Linked DNA regions of Homo sapiens: regions 2, 3, 4, 5 and 6 are each linked to region 1. A link is a loop called in an ENCODE intact Hi-C map of the cell type or tissue named here. Cell type or tissue: heart left ventricle. All regions are shown on one strand.

Evidence for each region. Peaks named below come from ENCODE experiments on the same cell type or tissue, not always from the same donor. Only the 100,000 strongest peaks of a DNase experiment are listed, where the experiment ranks them.
Region 2: it touches region 1 in a loop (11-fold over the local background); 60 of 110 quality-filtered maps call a loop at or near these places.
Region 3: a loop joins it to region 1, with 4 times the contacts of the local background. A loop is called at or near these places in 38 of 110 quality-filtered maps.
Region 4: it touches region 1 in a loop (3-fold over the local background); 20 of 110 quality-filtered maps call a loop at or near these places.
Region 5: a loop joins it to region 1, with 18 times the contacts of the local background. A loop is called at or near these places in 46 of 110 quality-filtered maps.
Region 6: it touches region 1 in a loop (2.2-fold over the local background); 2 of 110 quality-filtered maps call a loop at or near these places.

What each region holds. Positions count from the first base shown.
Region 1 is chr4:85,967,542-85,971,541 of GRCh38, forward strand. The region is part of intron 5 of ARHGAP24 (Rho GTPase activating protein 24); the gene reads left to right. Among named protein-coding and RNA genes, the nearest start is that of MAPK10-AS1, 150 kb to the right of the region's middle. In heart left ventricle, a CTCF peak has its summit at 1,642 (motif pointing left); no DNase peak of the experiment used is centred here.
Region 2 is chr4:85,795,137-85,799,136 of GRCh38, forward strand. The region is part of intron 3 of ARHGAP24 (Rho GTPase activating protein 24); the gene reads left to right. Among named protein-coding and RNA genes, the nearest start is that of MIR4451, 75 kb to the left of the region's middle. In heart left ventricle, a CTCF peak has its summit at 1,957 (motif pointing left); a DNase peak (open chromatin) is centred at 1,885; H3K4me3 peaks cover 889 bases; H3K27ac peaks cover 435 bases.
Region 3 is chr4:85,758,988-85,762,987 of GRCh38, forward strand. The region is part of intron 3 of ARHGAP24 (Rho GTPase activating protein 24); the gene reads left to right. Among named protein-coding and RNA genes, the nearest start is that of MIR4451, 39 kb to the left of the region's middle. In heart left ventricle, no CTCF peak of the experiment used is centred here; a DNase peak (open chromatin) is centred at 1,740; H3K27ac peaks cover 628 bases.
Region 4 is chr4:85,824,378-85,828,377 of GRCh38, forward strand. All of the region lies in intron 3 of ARHGAP24 (Rho GTPase activating protein 24), which reads left to right. Among named protein-coding and RNA genes, the nearest start is that of MIR4451, 100 kb to the left of the region's middle. RefSeq lists an enhancer at 1,610-2,152. In heart left ventricle, CTCF peaks have their summits at 2,030 and 2,229; no DNase peak of the experiment used is centred here; H3K4me3 peaks cover 850 bases; H3K27ac peaks cover 1,738 bases.
Region 5 is chr4:85,145,456-85,149,455 of GRCh38, forward strand. No RefSeq gene overlaps it. Among named protein-coding and RNA genes, the nearest start is that of WDFY3, 180 kb to the left of the region's middle. In heart left ventricle, a CTCF peak has its summit at 2,210 (motif pointing right); a DNase peak (open chromatin) is centred at 2,276; H3K4me3 peaks cover 847 bases; H3K27ac peaks cover 296 bases.
Region 6 is chr4:85,907,929-85,911,928 of GRCh38, forward strand. The region is part of intron 3 of ARHGAP24 (Rho GTPase activating protein 24); the gene reads left to right. Among named protein-coding and RNA genes, the nearest start is that of MIR4451, 190 kb to the left of the region's middle. In heart left ventricle, no CTCF peak of the experiment used is centred here; a DNase peak (open chromatin) is centred at 2,083.

The DNA.
Region 1 (4,000 bases):
GTACAATATAAGAACCAAACTTATATGTTGCTCAGTTAAGGGACATATGCTACAAAGCTCCTCCTGGTCTGATAGCTCTTTCACTCAGATCTTTGGGCCTATCTTGTGCTGCCTTTTTCCTACCACTGGATATAATGTGCTTGATTATGTATCTTACCTTCTGAAAAGACTCTACTACCAGCTGAGTGAAAGGGACTTGAGTCTGTATAATGACTTTACGTTAGCAAATAGTTTTGAACTTCTACCTGTTAAAAGACAGAATTACAACAAATCTAGTTTAGTAGATCTTCATTGGCTTTTTTTGTGATTCTAGAATCTAACAGCAGTTTGGGCCAAAATGGTTCAGAATGTTCCACCCTACCACATGTGCAGGTTATATTTACAGGCAGAGAAAAAGAAGTTACCTACAGAAAACAGAAGCGAGGTACAGAGACAGCCCCATTACATGGCATGCATCTCATACATGGTTTGAACAGCTGCCTGTGATTGGCTGAAACTCAGCTATTTGTTCCTAGTTAGGTTTTCACTTTGTTTTTGGTACTGAGTTAGGTTGCAGTTAGGAGCTTGTAGGGAGGACTCCTTGGGCCAGTTTCAATTTTATTTAACATACCAAAGAGCATGACTCTACAGCATCTCGTATCTCAGTGATTAGCCAAAAAGAATTTTTGTCTGTGCAGTTTCCTGTTAAAGTACCCTAAATGGGGTTAATAGCATAACCTACTCATTGGCCTTCAGTGAGGCCTTGATGTTTGCAGATGTGTTGTTGTTATTAGGTGAAGGATTTTTATTCTCCATTGTACATAGACTTTTGCCACAGTGCAGTCACTTCACTTCACTTTGGTGAAGACTGAAATGTATTTCTCTGAGACAAAGATGGCACTTTCTTTTAGGCACATTGGGCAATTAACACATATTATTGATATCTAATTAATTGGTTAAACATATTGAAGTAAATATTAATTTGGCAAAGTAGTGGATTTTCAATAGGAGATAGAAGGCTAGAGAGTATGATTGACAGGGTTGCTATTTTATAGACTGAACATACAAAGATATTTTTCAGAGAAACGCCAGACTTCCCCATTGCAATAGGTAGCCTGCTGACAATTAGGACATGTGACTGAGAACCTCTTGAGGTGAATCAGAACTGGAAAAATATATTAGATTCTATCCAGAAATGATTATTTTCTTCGGTGAGAAAGGACAAAGCAAAAATGAAAACTCTAGAAAAATGCAGAACTCTCTATCTCTACTGAGTAGCCTAAGTTTAATAAAGCCCCAAAAAGAGAGTCATAAATTTTTAAATCTTAGCCTTTAAGCAAAAAGTTAATAACCTTTGTTAATCAAAAAATATATATATAATTGTTCATTTTTTCTTCATCATTTCTATATAATTAGCTGTGTGCATATATACTATAATGCTAGAAAGCTCTTATAATGTATCACTTCTGGGAAGGAATAAAATAATCATCCCACTCCACCTTTCTTACCTTGATTCATGGCTCAAATATTTCTATTCTTGGAACATTACTGCAGCTTTGGTGCTAAGAAAATTGCTGGTAGAGGAAGAATGATTCTGCGGCCCTTCATCCTTCACAATTTTTACACCATCCCATTGTCTAACTTTGCAATCTCGCCATCTAGTGTTCAAAGTTTCTCAATACCATAGTTTATAAAATGCTTCACTTCATTAAAAGCAAAACAGTAAAGTGCTAAGCAAGTTACCTTAAAAACAGTGTGTTTGGGAATAGTCAATGTAATAAATAGATCATCAATGAAACTTTACAGCAGATTTCTTGTTAAATGTGTTTCTTGTTTATCATTATTGTCTCATTTATTTATTGTATTTATTCATAAATATTTGATAGCTTCTGTTTATATAGTCATGCAAATTATACATAACATACTCTGTATATTGAAATATATACTTATTTATTTTATATTTTATTTTTATATTCTTTTCTTTCTGTACTACCTATGGCTAATTGTCATTGACTCTGAAGGCAAACAAATCTGAGTCATGATGGTAGATTGGGTTAGAGTGGAATCAAAAGGAAATACTTTACTGGAATATTTGACTGCTATGCATATCCTTCCCCAAGCTGTGGTTTTTTTACTACTAATGACTGTCCCTTCATGGGGCAGATATAGCAAGAAAAACACAGAAGGCTTTGATGCACATGAAATACGGTGGTTTGTCAGAAAACAAACAAAAATACTAGTGTCTTCCTTGTCTTACCATTGAGACTATTTTAGGTCTGTCTTTTCAAACAATTTTTTGGAATTTAGTTTTAGGAATTAATGAGGATTGCAGTTTTGAAGATGACCTGGGAACACGATTTTTATTTTCTTTACAAGGTTTTAAGATGACCTCTTCTATAGTGTTTATCAGTTCAGAATTTTAGAAAGAAAAACATATATTTATTTAATTATCAAGAAAATAAAATTAGCTAGTTAAAACAAGCCCTTTCAGATAACTTCCATCATTTTAACATCTATAAAACAGTTGACACTATGCCTGCTCTGAGAGACCCCAATGTCAAAATGGAAAACCTCAGTCCTTACCCTGAAGGAGGTGAAGTCCTATGGTCCATGAGGTTGCTGCCTACAGCTCAGACCTTACCCACTTCCACTCTGGGCTCTGACCTTCTTAGCCTTTGTCAATTCTGCAAGGACAGGAGGCTTCCTCCCACTTGAGGCTGTTTTTCTCCCTTGCTTTGATCAGAAATGCCTTCTGTCCTTACACACCCTTCGGATCTTGGCTCCAACATCATTTTCTCAGAGAAGACCTCCAAACCCTGTCTTGTTATTAGATAGTATGCAATAATTTTCCTTATTTCCACTCACCTTATTTTGTAATCACATACTTGTCTTATTATCAGCTTAGTATCTGCAGCCTTGACTAGGGTACAAGTAGTGAGCAGGCTAGAATAATGCCTCTTTTATTTAAACCCCTGAGGTCCTAGCCCAGGGGTTTCTATAATACCCATTAGGAGTAGATGTGCAGTAAATATTTGATGGAATCAGCCCATGGGCCCAAAATTGAGAGCTGAGAAGCCCATTGTCTCAGCTCATATAATTTCATACAGTTGGCTCTGCTTCCATGCCACCGCTGGGATAAGAGAATATTCACTGAGGCAGGAAACCCCAGTGCCTGCCTCCCAACTTCTCAGAGCACACCTCTCTGGGGACATGTCATTTCCTGCAGCACAGCTTGGGAGTGAGGTAAAGAATTCCCTGAGTTGTTCACTACTACTCTTCCCGGTTCCAGGAATCAACTCTCCTTTCAGACTTTTGCTTATTCTCCCCTGAAATACAAAAACAAAACAACTTCCCACACACAAATTAAAACTCTATTCTTGCTGTCTTTACTATCATCCATCTTCATGGATTAACAGGAAATATAAGATACAGAAGACAAAATATAAATTAATATTTTAGTAAGTTATCTTGCCACTCACACTCAGAAGAGGATACAAATAAATTATTCAAGTTATGTAAAGGACGTTAAGTTTTCATTGTTTATTTTTATAGCATTTCTCTTCTTTTCTAGAACATTCTAAGGATTCCCAGCCATCTTAGAATATTAGACAAGCAATTATGCTTAGAATCAATTATTTTCAAAATGAGCTCTGTTAAAAATTTATAGCATGTCACGCTAAGCTTCGAGTATCTATAGGCAAACACCAACACCTTCTCAAAAATGAGTCCAACATTTTGAGAGATGAGCGAGAATTTAGTAATTCATTTTGATATTGAATACACACATATACCCATCTATAGATTTGGTATTTTTTTGTAAATTTTATTACAGTATATTTTATTTAAGATCTAATATATTCTCATTGTTTTCTTAAGTTAACACCTTTGCTTACCATCAAATACACATAAAGAAAAATGCTTGAATGTTCAAATCACACTGAGGGTTCTTTAATTTTTTTTATTTTTATGGGTACATAGTCGGTGTATATATTTATGGGTTACGTGAGATATTGTGGTACAG
Region 2 (4,000 bases), 170 kb before region 1:
GTATTGCCTACTTCAACACTTTCAAAACTGGCATCAGTCTCAGAACTGATGTGTGCATGGATATAGAAATTTATACAAAGTTCATACATAGGAATTAATGTTATTCCTGAGGCAAGAAAATACAGTAATAATCTAATGGCCTTTTCTTCATCATTCTCTCTGTGTTGGCTCTATTTTCTATTCCCTTCCTTTTTCTCCCTCTGGAATGCAATATGGTGTATTGGTTGTAGATTCCAGCATAATAGAGTTGACACCCTGCTTGTTTGGGTTTTTGTCAATGGTTCTTTAAGTTTTAAAATATTATTGATCTGACTTTAGTGGCAAATTCTACCTAGAATATTTTTCTTGTCATTTTAATTATTTGGAAATTTGTAGATAAGTGACAATTATTAAATACTCATATCCAAATTATGGGGGTCCTTCTTGTATTTTGGCAATCAGAATCTGGAACAAGACTCTTTATTTGTATGTTATTTTCTCACTTGGATAGTATCTTTGAGAGACCTTACAGATTTTGTTATTTTGTAATTTTAACATGACCACACAATTTATGTCTCTTCCTCAAATAGGGGAGATATTTTCAGTTAATGTAATATGGTAAAAAAAAAATTAAGCTAAGAGCAAACACAAAATAATAAAAACACAAAGCCAAAACTAAAAGTAACTTGTAGTATTTCTTTGCTTAAGGATACACAGCTTATTGTACTTGTATCTTATTAATATATTAAATCTTCCCTCACTCATTCACACATGCTCAACTTGACTCATTCACACATGTTAATATTGGATAGTCTCTGGATCAATATAGGTGCATTAACTGCTTAATGTTTGATTGCATTGATTCACCATCACAGAGTTCCCAGAATTCCCTGGAAGAAGGGCTGTTCCCTGGATGTGGGAAGGTATGCTGCATGAAACATGTCCCTCATAATATTAGGTTGGTGCAAAAGTTATCACAGTTTTTGCCATTAAAAGTAATAGTAAAAACCGTGATTACTTTTGCACCAACCTATACATTCTTGTATCAGAGTTGTGAAATTTACCCACAGTTTAGTTTTATACCTACTACACACACACACACACTCACACACACATATATACAATTTAGAGAAAATTCCAAGTTATCATTATAATATTATTCCTAAGTAGCTGAGAAAAAAGTTTGCTAGAATTTGAATTTTTGTTAACAGTGTTTGAATATCAAGTCTATCTTTAAAAAATATGGGGCTTTCTAAAATAATTTTCTCTACATTAGCCTTCCTATTAATTTAATGCATCTCAGTTGTATCAGAACTTTTCTAGTTCTAGTTACAAAAACTCAACTCAAGCCAACATCAGCAAAAAAATGGAATTTATTAGAACATAAAATTGAGAAGTCCAAGGGAAGATCAGCCTTCAGGCATGGCGTATCAATCTGGGTCCAATCAGGAGAGAGAAACCGCATAGTAATTTGAACAGGGACAGTTTAATATAAAGAATGATTAACTATTACAGGGAATTAGAGTATGCAGGGATTGGCTAATAAGTAAAAAGTACTCTAAAGAATATAAGAATAGCAGATCTAAGGAGCAGCCACTACTTCTGTCGGGGGGAATTGAGCACCCAAGGAAAAGCTCATACCCGAGGCTGAGATCCAGAGCTCTCTGGAGACGCTATGGCCTTGACTCACTAGACCTCACGGTGGTGCTGTGCCCATAGAATTTTCTGCCAAGTCCTCCTTCATTTCATGCTTGAAATTAGCCCTCCAGAGTGCCAGAAAAATTCATGTGGAGGTATCTCACTAGAGGACTCTGCTACGAAACTGCTTTGTGAGGAGGGACTGCAGAAGCTGGGCACTGAGGAAGGTGTGTACACTGGAGGGGCTGGGTGCTGGAGAAGCTGCCTGTGCTGCAGGAGCCTGCGGAGCCAGCATACAGGCTCTAGGAAGCAAAATCCCATTTTCTTCTGCAGTGTCTCTCTATCGCCCTCTACTGATGATAGAGTTTAGCATGGTAGCAGCTGGGAAAGGAAAAAAAATTTTTTTTGTTTTTTTTTTTGTTTTTGTTTTTGTTTTTTGAGATGAGTCTTGCTCTGTTGCCCAGGCTGGAGTGCAGTGGCGCAATCTCGGCTCACTGCAAGCTCCGCCTCCCGGGTTCACGCCATTCTCCTGCCTCAGCCTCCCCAGCAGCTGGGACTACAGGCGCCCGCCACCACGCCCAGCTAATTTTTTTGTATTTTTAGTAGAGACAGGATTTCACCGTGTTAGCCAGGATGGTCTCAATCTCCTGACCTTGTGATCCACCCGCCTCGGCCTCCCAAAGTGCTGGGATTACAGGCGTGAGCCACTGCGCCCGGCCGGCAAAGGAAACATTTTTAAAGGGACATATCCATTTTCACAGAGCAGGCAAAAGGATTAATTTATAGCTAAGGTGGACTGATCTAAATATTCAAATGATGTTAGCAGGATTTGCTTTTTCTCCATTTCTCAGCATTGCTTTCTTCTGGGTAGTTTCATTCTAGGCTGGCTGCCTCCATATTATGGTATGAAGAATTCAGCAGAACAAAATTTCTCTTCTTGTCAATTGTCACAAAAATCCCAGAAGTTAGTATGTTGACTCTAATTAGCCTGAATTGTGCCACATGGCATCCCCAAAGCCAGAAGATGTGTTATTATTTTTGACCTCATTAGATATTATGCTTTCCCAACCCTGCCCTCCTCAGAATGCCATTATCAGACTAAAGTAATTATTTCGGAGGGGAAAGGAGGGGGGCAAAACAACCTTGAATAAATAGAGACACAATATCTGAAGAGCAAAACTACAGAATTTACTGCATGCCTTAAATGCCTTATATCCTGTTGGGCTTTATTTTTAAAATCATTTTACAAGGTTCTAGATCATAAAAGGAAATTAAAGTCATCCAGCTTAGTCAAATCCCTTGAGTTTACTACTAAAAAAGGAAATTCAATGTTTGTGGTTTCAAACCTAGAATTTCTGTTAAAACTGAATCAAAAAGTTGCAAGATATAACTTCTTTTTTAATGATGAGGGGCCCCATCTACTTAACTAAACATATTCCCCGAGCAATAGTGGTATGCCTGTGTCATCTGATATAACTCAACAATTTGGATGGAACCCAAGGCATTATGCTCAGTGAAAAGCATATCTCAAATGGCAACCTACAGAATGATTACATTTCATATAAAATTCTTAGAAATGGCAGAATTATAGTGATGGAGAACTAATCTGTGAGTGCCAAGAGTTGGGACTGGGGAGAGAGTGTGACTATAAAGGAGCAAGAAGGAGCTTTTTGGAGTGATCAGACAGTTGTGTGTCCTGATTACCATAGTGGTTTCACAAATCAATATGTATGACAAAATTCCACAGGACTGTACACCTCCCCACAATGCAAAAAACATGAGTGCATGTAAAAACTTGCAAAACTCCAATAAGGTCTGAGTTTAGTTAATAGTATTGTGCAAGTGTGAATTATGTAATACTGGTTTTGCTCATTTTACTATAGTTTCCAAAGATGTTATCTGTAGGGGAAGCTACCGAAGTTACAGAATAAATTTTTGTACTATTTTTGCAACTTCTAAATGAGGGTAAAATTATTTCAAAATAAAGTTGGCAAAAATGATAGTTAAAAATTGTAGCAAATTGAGGGAGATTTTCTGGTAAGAATCGGGAAACAAAGTTCTTTTTAATTTTTTGATTTTTTCATAGCAAACAAAAAAGTATTAATAATTAGCTTGGATATAGAAGAAATAAAATGGGTGCTTACACTATTCTAAAAATGAAAGATATTTTAATAATATTAGGCTTTAAAAGCAAAGAAAACAATTACAAAAATGCATGCAAATAAAGAGGACAGAAAATTAGAAAATTAGTATGAACCACCCTATGGTACTGAAGTCAGAGATATTAACATGGAATAATTTTTTAAAATATATGCTGAGAATTGTATGTGTGCACATGAATTAGCATAACATGCATATATTTCCTAGCTGTATACACTGAGAG
Region 3 (4,000 bases), 210 kb before region 1:
CACAGGACAGCATGAACTGTATAACTCAGCTTACAATTAACAGAAAAAAAATTGCACTTTAATTCCCAAATTTGATTATCAGATGTTCAATGAAGACAAATACAAAATAACATTGTAGAATCTTGCTTTTATCCCTAATACTGCTGGAAAAATATTAATCTCAATTTTAGTTTTTCCCTATGTATCATCTGGGGACCCCTTGCATTCAAATCACAAACAGTGAAATCATACAATAATAACTTTAGGAGAAAGAATTTAATAATGACTGTAGAAGAAAGGTATAACCAAATGTTAGAGGAACATAAAGAAGGGAGAAATTACTTTTTGCCAGAAGAACCAGGAAAGACTTAATGGAGAAAATGGCACCTGAACCAGCCCTCAAAATATAGATAGGATTTTTACCAGCAAAGTTGTGAAAATATGCTAGCAAAAAGGAAGAGAATAATTAGTCAATACCACCTTGATTAGAGAAGGAGGACTGATGGCTGTAATATTGGCAAAGAAATTGAACTCAGATTATAAAAGACTTTATGCAGAGTCTAGGGGGGTGGGTTGAAACTTACTCAGCAATCACTTTGGCAGGTATCCACACCGAGTCACATGATCAGAATTGCACTTGAGGATAGTTTCTCTGTCTATAGGACTGAGGCTGAGACTGGAGGCAAGGACGTGTTAGAAAGTAGGCGAAATTGTCCAGGTCTGGGGAAATTAGGCTGTGTAAAAGGACAGTGGCAGTGGGAATGGAAAGAAGGGTGGTACATGAAACAGACATTAAAGGGGGAACAAGTTGATTGTTAGCTTGAAACTCTCAGCAGGCTTTATCAATTCTTGGAATGAAGGAAAATTTCTCCCTTCAAAAAACCTTGTATGTTGCAACCACTTAGGATGTGAACAAAGACAATTCATCTCCATTTTCAAGGCTCAGTAGTCAACTCAGAGATGGAGACAAGAGGACTTAAAGATGGGAAGAAAACGTGTCTCATTAACTCACAGTTCCAAAATGTTACAGATAGCTGTGGGGTTTTGGTTTCATTTGGTAAAAATCAAATGAACTTTTTTTCCTTATTTCTTCTGAAGAAAAAAAATCAGATTTACTAAATGACATGTTAAAATGTTTAATTCCATTTATTCTTTAATTTAAACAACACAAAGTTATTTCAATGAGACATCTGATTTTAATCCCAAGTAATAAAAAACAAAACCTAAACATTGGCCTAACTGAAACGAAGTCTAGTTTAACTGGTTCAGGATTACATTATTTTAATATTCTATAATATTGCTAAAATATTATTCAGTGTTCACTATGTGCTGATTAACCTGAGATCTATAGTAATATTACATATCAAGGTTTTGAAAATGTTTTATGACTGACCGAGTCATGAGTTTTGGTTTTTTGCTCCTTATTTGTAAATGTTTCAACCATATGAAATGCCATTCTTTTTTACTGCAATGGAATTTTACATGCCACGTTTAAGAAACAGAATTTTCTACATGAGTCTTTCTTTAACTGTAGCATTAAGTTTCCCATATGGCAACAGAAATGACATTTTATTTCTGCTATTTGAGTAATCTGCTTCCAAACAGGAAAAGTGGGGAATAGGACCAAAAAGTCTGTGACACTTACCTTTGGAGCAGTACTTGAGCCAATTAAATCATTGCCATATGATGTTGTTTGGACCATAATTGCTATCATAACAAGATGCAAGAAGAACAGAAGGCCCGAAGCCAAAAAACAGAAGGCCCGGAGCCAAAAGGCCCGGAGCTTGGAAGAGTTCAAGTCCTATCACTTTAGCCATTCTTACATATTGCATTCAGGAGACAGTTGACTTGCCCCACGTAGTTAACAAATTGAACAGCCCAACTGTGTCTCATGTATGTTTTCTGCTTTCCAATCTTGACAGATGCACATGTGTTATGTTCCAATGGCTCTCTGAAAAATATTTCTTAACTACCTGACACTGCTGGTTTTCAGTCACATATCAGCCCTACTACAGCCTATCAATAATTTAAAACATAAATATGGAAAACAGTAATGAGACCTCTGCAGCCATTGTACTGTCGACAGGAAAAATGAAGACATGGTAATGAGGAAAACATTAGTCTGATTATTGCAGGAGGGAGACGTTCTCAATCTTTTGTGGTGGTGCATCAGCCACAATTACCTCCCCAGTAGTGCTTCAGATCACAAACACCTTGGAGATAGCTGGAGTTCTTCCTAATTTGATTCTCTCTTGTTATTTCATGTTTTATCACAGTTAAAGAAATACGTGCCCAAAATCTCATCAGTGCAGCCAAGATATTTCTAGAGATAGTTCTCCAGGCCTTGCGATGGCTTCTCTTTAGTTTCACTGTGGACTCAGTAGCTGAGAATGCTCTCCTCTCCCAATCTCATCTCTCACCATTCACTGGCATCCACCTAAAAGAGTCCATTGGAATGCATGGGAATCTTTACTGGCCTTTGGTTTATGTGAGTGAATTCTCCTATTGATTCCTCCAAGCTGGAAGTAGCGATCAAGAGAAGGGGAAAGATAAAACTGAGTGAAAGTGGTTAAAGGGAAACCAATAAGAAATACATTTGGAAATCTGACTAGATTGGTGAAGACTTTTTTATTTTAAGGAAGAGAAAATCATGTGATTCCAATGTGTGGGTCAAATGAAGAATGAATGCAGTATGAGAACAGGGTGGAGACTCAGATTACTCAAAAAGATGCCTAAAATATATGTTATACGTTTTCCGTGAGATGTAATGAAGGTGAATTTCAGAAGCAGTGGCTATCTCAAGGTGCAGCAGCTGAGGTGATGTCTTTTTACCTCAGGTTACTACAAACGCTTTAACCTTCTGGATGCTGGCTGTTCTTTTCCTGGGAAAAGCACAGCTTTCACTGAACCAACAAATGGTTTTAAGGTGCTTGCAGAGAGAAGGAAGACTGAGTCCATAGTAACCGCTGTATTATGATCAACAGTCCTATTTTGTTTCTTCCCCAAAGTTCCTGTTTATGTCTCGCAGCCTTTATATTGACTTTTTAAGAACTCAGCCAGTTGGCCAGTGGCCATGGTAAAATTGCACCACCAGTAAGTATAAATACATCCCATCAGTGGACACATCTTCAGTATTCTACTTAAACTCAGTTCTCCATTTGAAGTGTCATGTGGTTATGGGTGAATAGAGAACATTATTTAAGAAAGAATGATTTGTTTAAAATAGTGCCCAAATACTAAGCTACATTACGGAGCAACCATCAGTATCATTAAGAAATTTCATTCACTTTTATTTTTAAAAACCTGTAGCATGCTACATCATTTGCACATTAATATTTGACTCTGTAAGCATTTGGCTCATGTACAGAAAATCATATGATACTTTTTCTTTGAGAACGAGAAGGAAAGGAAAGACAGCGATTGAAGCAAGATCCAGGAGAGGGAAAACACATGCCCTGCTGCCAGCCTTCCCATTTTCTCCACCTACTCTGTACCAAACCTAATTAACATAAGCTAACAAATATTATTATTAACAAAACTGCGTTGTTTTAAAGGTGACTGTGCTTAGCAATTTGTGTATTTTAGCTGAATCATTCTTTAAAACAAATGTGTGAGAAAGATAGCTCTATCTTGAAAAATAGGAAATTGAGGGGAAACAAAGTGTTTAAAAACTTTGCCCAAGGTCACATAGCCCATGAGTGAATGAGCTGGGATTCTTCCAGGTCCGTCTGACTCCAAACCCCAAGTCCTGGCCAGAAGCTCCTCCAATGGCTGACCCAACAGGAAATAATTTCCTATTACACTTATGTAAAGAATTCTCTCCTGTGCCTAAAATAAAGAGATTTACTCTATACAGTTGGTTTAACTAGCGTAACTGTGAAGATCAACAAGCTTAGAAATGCTATTTTCTTTCTTTTAACAAAAGAAAAACAAGATGACAGGGTATAAAACAAAGAATCTATTATTTCGTTTCCAAATACACATTTTAAATTTAGTGACACAATAGCTTAAGTCTTCTTTT
Region 4 (4,000 bases), 140 kb before region 1:
CTAGAAACAACCCCATCCGACTCATCCATGAACCCAGTACTACCCTAAGTGGAAATACTACAAGGATTTCAGGCCAGACCTTCATGAGTATCTGTGTGAAATGAAACATTGCCTCTAGGAAACATCAGGAAGGTATCATTACTGGGCAAGGTAGCATGAACCAAATAGAAAACCAAAACATCTTATTTATTCTCCTCACTGATTGCAAATGTCGACCAATTCTTCTGGATGCTTTCTTCTTCATACTTTTAAACTTCAGTGCAAGTGTCTTTTCCATATATGATTCTAAAATCCGGATCTTAAAATCCAAGAGGAAAAAAAAACAACATAGAGGTTCAGAGACAAAGGGAGGAAGCAATGTGCTCTTATTTTCTGCCATGGTAATTACACTAGGGCAATACTAGCAGTAGTGTTTGAGAAACTAAATACCCGGCCAGGTTGGTAGCTCATGCCTGTAATCCTAGCACTTTGGGAAGCCAAGATGGTTGGATCACCTCAGGTCAGGAGTTCAAGACCAGCCTTGCCAACATGGAGAAACCCTGTCTCTACTAAAAATATAAAAATTAGCCAGGTGTGATGGCATGTGCCTGTAATCCCAGCTACTAGGGAGGCTGAGGCAAGAGAATCACTTGAACCTGGGAGGCGGAGGTTGCAGTGAGCCAAGATCATGCCACTGCACTCCAGCCTGGGCAACAGAGCAAGACTTCATCTCAAAAAAACGAAACGAAACAAAACAAAAAAAAAGAAAAGAAAAGAAAAGAAATACCTTAGTGGGGCAGTATAATAATTTGAAGAAAGTGCCTAAAACTCTGTTTCCACTTTTATTGTTTTTCAATTGAGATATCTGAATAATTGAAAACTGACTTCAGATAAGATTTAAAACATTTACAGCTGGGAATGACACTTACTTAAAGGGTAGAACACAGACACATACATGTAGCCCTGCAGTTCAGACTCTGCCTCTAGCTTTCCAATAAAATTGGTTGAAAGAACCTGCCAATTTATTAACATCCTCAAACCCAGGAGAAAATTATGGCTACTGTACTATATTCCACACTACAGTTGAAAAAAAGTGTTCTGCTACATCGAAGGTCAAGAGATTGCCTTGCTTCCTTAAGAGCATTGTTAAAGGTCTGATAATTTAAGAAAATTAAGATAAAATAATGCATTATGTGTATGTTACAAAAACCAGAGTAATAGTCTACTATACAGAAAGACTTCTGAACTTGCTTCTTCAATTGAAAAACAAGCAGGACCCAATTTAAAAAATAAGTATTGGCACTAGTAATAAAAACTGATTTTTCCTTTCTGCATCCTGCAATGAATTCATTGTTAAAAAAAATCAAAACTCATTTTTCTAAAAATCTCTGGACTCTTTGTAAAAGTTAACTTTCCTAGTCAATATCCTCAAGAAGTTTTCCGGGTGACTTGTATTCTTGTCTTCCCTATTCTCACTATATAAAAACCACACTTTATTTCCTTTCTTTTTCTGAGAAAGCTGTAAGGTAACTAATTTACTCAGACTATGGAACTCTAGACCATGCAGATCTTGATTGTAATTCTAACTTCACCATTGACCTTTAACAGTGTACAGGTTAATTATGCTTATCTGTAAAATAAGAATAACAGGTATCTCCTAGGATTATTATGAGAGCTAACTGAGATAATATACATAAAGTTCCCAGCTCCCAGCCCTGTGTGTCTCATAAGACGGGTGGCCACATTTTCAGTTCCTTTCCTGTTCTCCACCTGTCTCCCTCCCTCTGTTCCCCGCCCCTCTCCACAACTCGACCTCTAAAAAATGCTTAAGTAATTGTAGAGAAATTAGCATGAATGCCCAGATGCATTTGTTACTGAATAACTCAGCAGTGAACTTGGCATTCCATAGCTAACCTTTCCCCTTCATTAATCCCCTTCTCCATCCCCCTCAAACACAGGAGTACAACAGGATGCCAGGCGAACTATGTAACCAACCATGCACGTGAGCATTTTCTCCCAGAATTTTGACTAGTCTTGTTCTGCCTCAAACACTAGACGGGGCTCATGCTGCTCACAATTAACTGACTCTGGCCATGTGGTGGCTGCCCTCAAGATCTGCCACAAAGAGAACAGCAGTTCAATAAAATCTCGAACTCTATTTATAGCCCACTTGAAACAAGCAGTTTCCTTGAAGCCCAAGAAGCCCTCCTTGAGAATGCAGCAAGTAATTTACTAGTCCCAGTACTCACTGGGGAAATAAGAGGGAGGAAATGCAGCAAGTGCATTTTTTCAAGTACTGCACATATAGAAAGCATTTTGTCCTACACTCTGTCCCATTTCACCCTGATGTCACCAGCCAAGGAAGTAGACAAAACAGGCACTAGTAAGAAATCTCTGTTTTATAGATTACAAAACTGACACCTAGGAGGTTAAATTGCTAATGAACAGTGGTGGTTGGAGAAGGAGGTTAAAAAAATTGTCTAAAGGGTGAGAATAATTTCTTGCTCATGCAATCAATCTAAAATTCAGTTAAGTCATTATTTACCTATTAAAAAATATATACAACTAAGAAGAAATGTTTTGTAAGGCACTTGCAAGATTAAAAATTGTTCCTTCTCCACTTCTAAGAAGATCAAAATATGAGAAATAAAAACTTAGACTCTACAGGGAAATATTTATTAACACGTTTGTATCTATTTATAATATATACATTCAGAGTGATTATATTTTTGGCAAGAAATGCCTTCTTGAAGACCCCCAAAATTAAAGTGTGCATGCATAATCGAGACTGATTTTGAAAGATGATAGGAATTTTTATGAGAAATTTAAATTGATTCTGTCAGCTCTGAAATAAATACATCTTTACTATATTTTAATATGGAAGTTTGCATAATTCCAGTATGTATGCAAAATGCAAGACTTTATTATATGAGTTTATGGGCCAGAAATCATTTTGCTCTTAGAATTAATTTGATTTTGGCAAATACTTCAATTTTCTAAGATCCTTCTTTAAGCCCTGTTACCTGGAAACCTGAAAAAAATAAACAACTTTTGGGCTTGAGAGGGATGTCTGGGCAATTAGAATAGCTACACTGAAGTCTGCCCGTGTGTGTGTGTGTGTGTGTGTGTGTGTGTGTGTGTGTGTGTGTGTGTGTGTGTGTTTAGAGAGAGAGAGAGATTATTGCTTAAACAGTGCCCCTGGGTTGGTTGCTTGGCTTGGTGCCATTTGGGATTCTCAGATTTTATTGTCCCAGCTCTGATTTACGGAGTTCAGAATCTCGAAAGGCAAGGTGTCTGGAGTTTAGGGTCTTTCCATGACAGCCCCTCCTCTTCCCTGTACACTCCTTTTGCTTGTGGTCACCTTGTGGTGACCTTGCAGGACTCAGCGTTTTTACCTGAGCTCAGTAGCTGGGGAGCCCACTAGTGCTGGGGAGCGAGCCGTGGTTTCCATTCCTGGGTGATGGAGTCATGGGAGAAACTGCAGTGAGCAAACACAGTAGGACCTGAGTTGGGCTCGAATGTGCTTTAAGCGACTCAGGACAGAGCAGCTGCTCTGTCTCCCAGCTTGCAAGTGCAGCCTGCATTTGTCACTGACCACTGAAGTGTATGTTTGTGCAAGGTGAGAGCTGGGTGCTTTGTTCTTAATTTGGAGACAAATTGCCAGGTATTGTTGTTGATTGTGTTTAATAATTTGGGGATATTTATATCACCACAAATTCAGGACCTAGACTGTGTGCGGTTTTATTTATACCCTTGTTTTCTGTCATGATCCATTCAGCTCTCCACGGTGTCTACATTGTGGCAACAGATTGGACATAGTGCTGTTCTTCCACGCTGAAATGTGATCGTTATAGTGCAGTGTTTCTTGGATTCTTTCGTTAATCGCTGCTGCCACATGATGTATCTGTTCATATACAGAATTCCAGTGCTAATTTGAAGGAATATAAAAACTGCTTCCGATAAAAATCTAAATTGCTATATTTGTTTAGTGCTTGCTGTGGTGTATTCTTTGCTTTACCCA
Region 5 (4,000 bases), 820 kb before region 1:
ATTATTCTCCTTCCTCTGCCATGTGATAAAAATAAGGGCTGCTGCTTCAGTTTGGGTACCAGGATGAAGAAGACTTTCAGTGTGAATTAATGTGAATTGAGGCTGACAGGCATTAATGAGAAATAATAAATAAAAATAGACAGCTCAGATTTGGGGGTCATTTGTTATAGCAATGTATTAGTTGACTAATACAAAGGAACATGCTAGTTTCATAAGCAGTGGGGCTGTGTATGATGGCTCACACCTGTAATCCCAGCACTTTGGCAGGCCAAAGCAGGAGGATTGCTTGAGGCCAGTTCAAGATCAGCCTGGGCAATATAGTGAGATCCCATCACTAAAAAATTTTTAAACAATTAGCCAGGCAACATGTCTGTAGTCCCAGCTACTTGAGGGGCTGAGGTGGCAAGATTGCTAGAAAAAAGAGGCAACAGGATGGACTGTTGGCATAAGAAAGAGAAAAGAGCATGTATTTTGGAGTAAGGTAGATCTGGGTTTGATCAAGCTTTGAATTCCACTAGTTGTGAATACTTGGGCTAGTTATTAAACTATTTATACCTCACTTTTTTAATCTGTGAAATGAGGGATAAGCCTACAATAAACTTATTAAGTTTGCTGTGAAGATTAAATGAGATCATCGCATTAATGTAATTCTTATTGTTGTAACCAATAGTCAAATGCAAAACTATATAATAACTCAAAATTTATGGAAGTTTACTTCTTACCTAAACTACAAAACAGATGCTCTTAATTGTCAGGTACATTTATTCCAAACAGTGACTCAGAGACGAAGCTGCCTCTTTCCATCTTGTGGCTCTGCTGTCTGCAGTATGTGGCTTCCAAGGTTGCCTGTGGGATATATCCATTCCAGTCATCCAGAAGGGCAAAAGAACATGAAAGATCCTGAAAGGGAGGTTTGTCATGGGCGATGCATGGAAGTGGTACACATTGCTTTTGCTCACAGTACTGGATTCTGATTAGAATCCCGTTACATGGTCATACTTGAGTCAATGTTGGCTGTAAATGTAGTCTGGCTATGTGCTTAATAAGAAGAGGAAATGGTTGGTGAACAGTTAGCAGTCTCTGCCATAGTGATATATGTAAAGGGCATAGACTACTAACTAGCACCTGGCAGATACTTAATAAATATTCTTTTCTGTTTGTGTCTCTAAGTTCCTTCAAACCTTATGTAAATATCAAAAGTGTTTATTTGCTGGGATCAGACAAATGACATTTAAAATGGAATATATACATTTTGAAGCCATAAAAAATATATACTTTTTAGCTCAGGGGTCTTCCTTGGTATTCACACAGCACTTGCTTTGTGCAAAGGTCTTGGATCACTGGCAATCAAAACTAGAGTTCCTAGAGGCATTCAATGAATGTCTGTTGAATGCCTACCTGAACAAATATACCTCTCTCGATTTTAATAAAATACCATGACTGAGCCAGGGGGAACTAAACTGGCTTCCTAGAGACTATTGCCTTGCTGTCTAAGAATCGGTATTTAACTTTTACTTACTATGGGAAATGGTTGTATTTATAACCCAAACTTAAATTAAAATTTTAACTAAGTGTTAGCTAAAATTTTCCAGTTAATTTCATTGTTATTGAATTATTTCTTTGGATTTATACTTTGAGGCTGGATACATGTAAAAACTATTGATAATTTCTGCTTGTTGAAATCAGGCTTGTGAGAGTTCTTGCAAATTTATAAAGATATGTTTGAATCTTAGTTTTTCTTATTCTCTTAGGCAACTCATACTACACATATGGGCCTCGACTATTTAATCAATAAAACCAGATGAGGATAAAGACTAGGTTATATACTCATAGTGAATTTTAAATGGGGTAAAGAATGTAAAACAATGAATACATTTTCTGGCATGTAGTAAATACTCAGTAAATGGTAATTTTCTATTAATATTAATAGCAATAATGATAGTAATAGCACCATAATACTAATAATGGAAAAATAATAAACTATTATCAGGGAAGGGCATATTTTTCTCAGAGGCACACTGTAGATGTGCAATAGGATGATTAACCATCTTTGCCTCCCTAGAACAACACAGAACAAGGTTGGAATATGCTTCCCGTTATGCCAAGGGCAAGGTTTTGTTCTCACCTGAGTGTTTTGACACTGCATAATTTGATAGTAAACAAATTATGTCACGTTTGGCGTGTACTCCTTCATATTTTTGAAAAGCCACTAGAGGGTGCTACTTTGCTAGAAAAATACAAGTACTTCCTTACAGTAACATTTTCAGTCTGCAGCCGCGACGTCTGATGTTAGGGACTAGAACTGAGATCTCTGCTGTGAGTATCCGGATACAATTTATTCATTTTCTTTCGCTTATGTAGGAAGTAAATAGGAATAGCTTAGGTAAGCTACAAAAGTTGATTCAAATAAAATCCTAGTCTTTTATTTCAGTAAAGGTTCATACCCATTCTATTAGGAAAAAATTGTCAATATTTCTTACTAAACAAAATTGTGAGGGTAAATGACTTTCTTATGAGATATAAGCTGGCTTTAATACGTGTGCTGTGTTTTTGCTAGACTTCTGTTGTTTTAAGTTTGGTATAAGGATATTATTCTGTCTTTGGTAGTTTTTAATTATAAGGGTTAGTGAAAATGAAGATCATTTTGTATGATTTTGCTCTCTGAAAAATAATGTTTCAGTGAATCAAAGGTCACAAATATATTCAGGTGGCTGAGGTGCAGGTAAACTAAGCCTGTGACCTTCCTTTTTGTTACTCTGAGTGTAAAGTAAATGTTATGTTGGTGAGAGGTTGTGTTAAGCGTCAACCTCAATTATGAATAACGGCCTTTAGTCTATAGCTCATACTCAATGGCAAGTGCATCTTTGTGGAGGCAATTATCTAAGGATGAAACATAGTCAGCATGGGTCGAGTCAAAATATTTCTGCAAATTAACCATTGTCTTTTCAGCTGACCATGAGGTAATGAGATGAAAGAAGATTGTCAGTAGTTGAGTGAGAGGAATAAATATATGGGAGACATAAAGAATCCTAGTTGTGTAATAGATGTGAATTATACAAAACCTGGATGTTCTCATTTTTGATCCCTGATAGAAGAGTTAGCTTCCTGAGAGATTTTTGTCCTACTACGTATTACTTCAAAAATATAAGAGTTGGGGAAAAGGGTTTCTGATTTGTCTTCCCTTAGTGAAAGGAACACTAAAAAGTTTCAGACAAAATTATCTGAAAGAGTCTAGCTCCTCAAGTCTTTTGAGTTTCCTCTACCCTAGGTAACTAATCAAGTCTGGGTTGTACTTGATGATTAAACAAGAATTTGGTCACTGGGGTGGTGCATGGGGTGTGTGTGTGTGGTGTGTGTATTTCACACACTCACATATGTCTAATTACAACTTTAAGAAGTCATGTCAGAGAGTATCTTTTTATTCTCTGTCTTACCCTACTTTAATTTTCGGTGTTAATTCAGCGTTTATAGCTTGTTTGTATGATTATCTTTAGGAGCAGTTTTGTAAGTTAGGTAGTTATTGGTGGTGGGAGAAGGGGAGGAGTCAGTATATTCCGATTTTTTTCACTGTTGTTATGTTTTTCAACTCCATACTTTAAATCTTGTACAGATAATTTGAGACTGGCAACATTTAAGTGGCTCTAAAACACACAAAAAATTTCCATCTATCTTTTTTCATTAATGTAGATCATGTCTTTCTGTTTATTTAACTCCACTTTGGGATATAAATGAAATCAAACGGGGTTATATCCTTGTCCATGCTGGGGAGTACTTTCCTAGCACAGGACAGTTGGCTAAATAGTCCATACAGTAGATTAGAAGGGGAACTGTCAAACCTGGACTGAATTTTTACTGAGAAAATACCTCTATTTTAATTTGCCAGCTGTATAAAACATAGATTACAGAAAATAATATTGAATTGGAAGGTGGGGGGCAGTTAGCATTCTGGTTCTGATCTGTTCCTAAGTTGTTGGCTAATGACTTTATCTTGGGTAAACCA
Region 6 (4,000 bases), 60 kb before region 1:
TAAGGCTCGGAAAAAAGGGCAAAAGACAATTCTTTTGGCAACCGTCTCGGAGCTTGGATGTAAGCTGGAGGAAGTTCAGAGCAGGTGGAAACCAACTCAACTTGAAAAAGCTACACTGCAGAAGAGACACTTGAGCTAGGTCTTCAAGCACACTAATCCTCACATGTCCTTATATTCCTCTCCCCATCTACACCACCATCTCAACTTTGGGACTATTTGTCAAAACACTTTTCAAGTTCCCCTGCTTTCAGAACATCCTCCCTGATAACATAAGTCAATATTTATTTTCTATTTTCTTAACAGATGATACTCCTTACTCTTTATAGCATAAATGATTGCACCTGACTCTGCTCAGTTCATGTCTTCTTTGCCATCTTCCTCATTTCATGGTTTGTCTCCTTATTAAGATCACAAGGTCCTGGTGGATAGAAAATATATATTATTTCTGTACTCATCACAGTGACTTGGCAGTCTTGAAAGTAAAAAAATTTAAGAAGGTGTAGCATTAAACTAGTTGTAAGTTATTATGTTTTTCCTTTGCACTAAAGTTGCTAGATATTTAGGCTTCTAGGAATGAGGAGAATGTTGTAATTTGAAAGGTACACATATCATTTATGCAAATTAAACTGTATCAGAGTCCCAACTGAAAAAGATGACACACTCAACAAAGGGGGCTTCTCTCCAAAGGGATTACTTACTAAAGTGTAATAATAATGATTCTAATAATAGTGAAGGAGATTTTCCAGTCTAAGAGACAATGGTAGAACTCTGAATAAGAGTTCCCTGTAGAAAAGTCTTCTAAAGAGTAGTGAGTTTTGGTCAAAATACAGAGCCAGGCATAGATAATCCCAGAGCAAGGGAGTCAGGGAAGTACATACAGATAGTATCGAGAACTGTTTACCTAACAAAAAGCTTTCTCAGATAATTAAAAAGAAAAAAAAAAAGAAAGCCTTAATGGAAACAAATTAGTTTTAATGCTCAGGATGTTGTAAACCATCAAGGGTCATCCCTACCTGAGTTTCAATATGCTTTAGGTCTAGCTTGTAGACATATTAAAGAACAATAAGTAATGAATGGAGCCAAATAATTCCAATTCACTAATCATTTAGCCAAGAAATATCTTGGGTTTTACTTAATTCAGCTTAACTGACTATACTTCCAGGTCTGATTTTGAAGTTAAAGGTTTAAGTCTTGCTTCCTTGAGGTATTCTGAGTGGGCTTAGGTTTTTTCAATATCTAAAATACTGAGTTTGCTAACTTTGAGGTGTTTGCAGAGTCTACCATAGAGAAACACAGTGATCTTGATTTAAACTTGCTTTCAACTACAAAACCTTCAGTAAATAACTGGATTTATATGGGTTTTCTTTTGTTTTGTTTTTTTTAATTTGTGGTGTGTGTATGTATGTGTGTAAACATGTTCCTCCCCATCAGATAAGATTAAGAAAGACTGCACATATCTGTTCCCTCTTTGGTGGCTTTCTTACATTATATTTAACAAAATATTCTATCACGTCTTATTGGGTAATGAGAATCTTATTCAAGGAATGTTGCCTTTAGTTTAGCAATATGCCTGTTGAATTGTCAATCTGTATTTGGACTTTAGCCAAATTTAGGTTGGTAATTACATATGAATCAGACAAGATGCCCCCAAACAGCGACTGGTTTACCGACTTCTAATACTGCTGCATAAACCCATGGGTGTTCATTAAGTGTTAATTAATGATGGAATGCTAGGTTGAATTGACTTGTGGATTCTGGCTGATTACTCTTTAATTTAAAATTATGAAATGCACAGCATCAATCTATCAGCAGGAAAGATCAAATTTTAATTTAATGAGGGTGTCTAGAAAATTGTAGAGCTATAGGAATTCAAAGAATTAGTTATTTGTACTAGATATGAAAGATCATGTTACAGGATCCTTGGGGTGTCCCTTTTCTGGCCTGAAACCTCTGGCCAGTGGCACCTTTGCCTGAGTGTTGCTCAGGCCCGCTGGGCTTTTTCCTCCTACTTGGCCTGGCAGGCTACATTCGGCTGACACTACTGGCCTGGATCCCACGCCTGCCAAGGGAGAGTCAGGCATGGAGTGTGTGAGTGAGCATGGGGTCCGGCCACTGCATAGTCAGACACACTGGCTGCTGCAACGGGACCTGCAGCTCCAGGTGCCGGCACAGGCACTGGCTCTCAGCCAGGCTGCGGCTAGACCAGGTGCACTGCAAGCAGCTTCACTGGCTGGCACCGGGGAACGCAGTGGTGCCCAGAAGCTTGAAAACGTCAGGTACCACAGGACCCCAAAGAGGGAGTCACAGCCCTGGCCTGGGGAACTCCCAAGTCTGAGCTCCCTGAGGGACCACGGTTCTTTTCTCCTCTTTGCCTGCAACGTGGAGAGCTAAGGGGCATGTTTCAGCCCTGTGTTGTAGCTCTTTTAGCTCTGCCATTCAGCAGGCTCCAAGTTCTTGTCCTGCGACCAAGAACTCAGACAAGTGGAGGGCAAGCAAAATGAAGAGGAGCTTTGTTGAGCAATAGAACAGTTCACAATAGACCCACAGCGGGTAGCTCCTTTCCACAGTCAGGGTGTCCCAACGAGTGTTCAGCTCCTAGCAGAGAGGAGAACCTGGAGTGGGAAGCTCCTCTCTGTAGACAGGTCGTCCCGTCATGTCTGCAGTTCTCAGCAGACAGGAGGCCCTGGAGTGTGTTGCTCCTCTCTGCAGCTGTTCGCCCTACAACTCCTGCTATTAGCAGAGAGAGTAGCTCCTCTCTGCAGGCAGGTCAACCCATCATCTGCTCAGCTCTGGCTGAGCCCAAGGGTTTCATGGGCCTCAGAGGGTTGGAAGTGCACACAACTGGTCCGTGGGCTGCCATGGGCAGCCCAGAAAAGGCTTCACAAGTTCCCACTCCTGTCCCTCGGTGAGACTGGCTACCTGGCCCCCAGCCTTCAGGTCATCCCCGGCCTGAAGGTGGGGCCTCACCCGAGACCCACCCCCTCCCATCCAGGAATCTGTCTGCCTCCCACTGGCTTTCATGGTGCCCTGCTCCACCCTGACTTTGCTCTGAGATCGGAGTGGACACTGGCAGGAGGGAGAAGCTAGGCAGCAGGGGCAGGCATTTCCGAGCCTGTGAGGGCAGGAGGGCCTTCCTGGGTCCTCAAGAGTACAGGAATGCCTGAGTCTGCAGCTGCAGTTTGGATGGCTGCAGCTGCACCTGCACCCAGGAGGGCGGGGCTCCTGCCTGCTCCACAGAGCAAGAGGCCTGGGTCTGCAGCCTGGTTTGGGTGGCTGCAGTGAAATCTGGGGAGCTCCCGCCCTAACTCGAATGGGGTGGGGCTCCCACTTGTACCGGGCTCCACTTGTCCCTGGCTCCTGCCGGCTTGTGCAGCTCTGGCAGTGCCTCCCTGCTACAACCTGCATGATGGCAGTGGCAGGCTGTCTGGAGCGGCCACTGCCATCAATAATACATAACCAAAAAAAAGAAAAAAAAAATTAAAACAATGAAAAAGTCCTGGCAACATTTTCTAGACACTCTAGCTTGCCTTTGTTTCTGTTTAATTTTAAAGAGTTTTAATTTAAATCAATTTTCTCAATTTCATGTAAAAAATGGGTGACTTTTAAAAGTTTTATCGTATTTGCTGATAAGTGGATGCTTATGAGAACATTGAAGACATTGTGCCTTATTTTGCTAAGGACAGTCACCATTTTTTAAGGTTTGGGAAGTCATTGAAGACTATTTTGAGAGGTGGAAAGGAGTTCCTGAAATGGTTTAAGATTTTTCAGCTTTGTGATGATTCCCTAAATTATTCTCATTTGTTGTAATTTTTAAACATAAGACTACAACAATATGCTTTTAGCCACCTGCAAATGATTATTGGGAGTCACAGTTTTAAGGAGGAAATTCAGATTTTTATCCACTTACTTAATATTATCTAAAATTAGCATACAAGCATTTGTATTAAGAAGCAGATACAGGTTAACATTCTTTATAAGAACTTCTATGTCTACAGTCAGT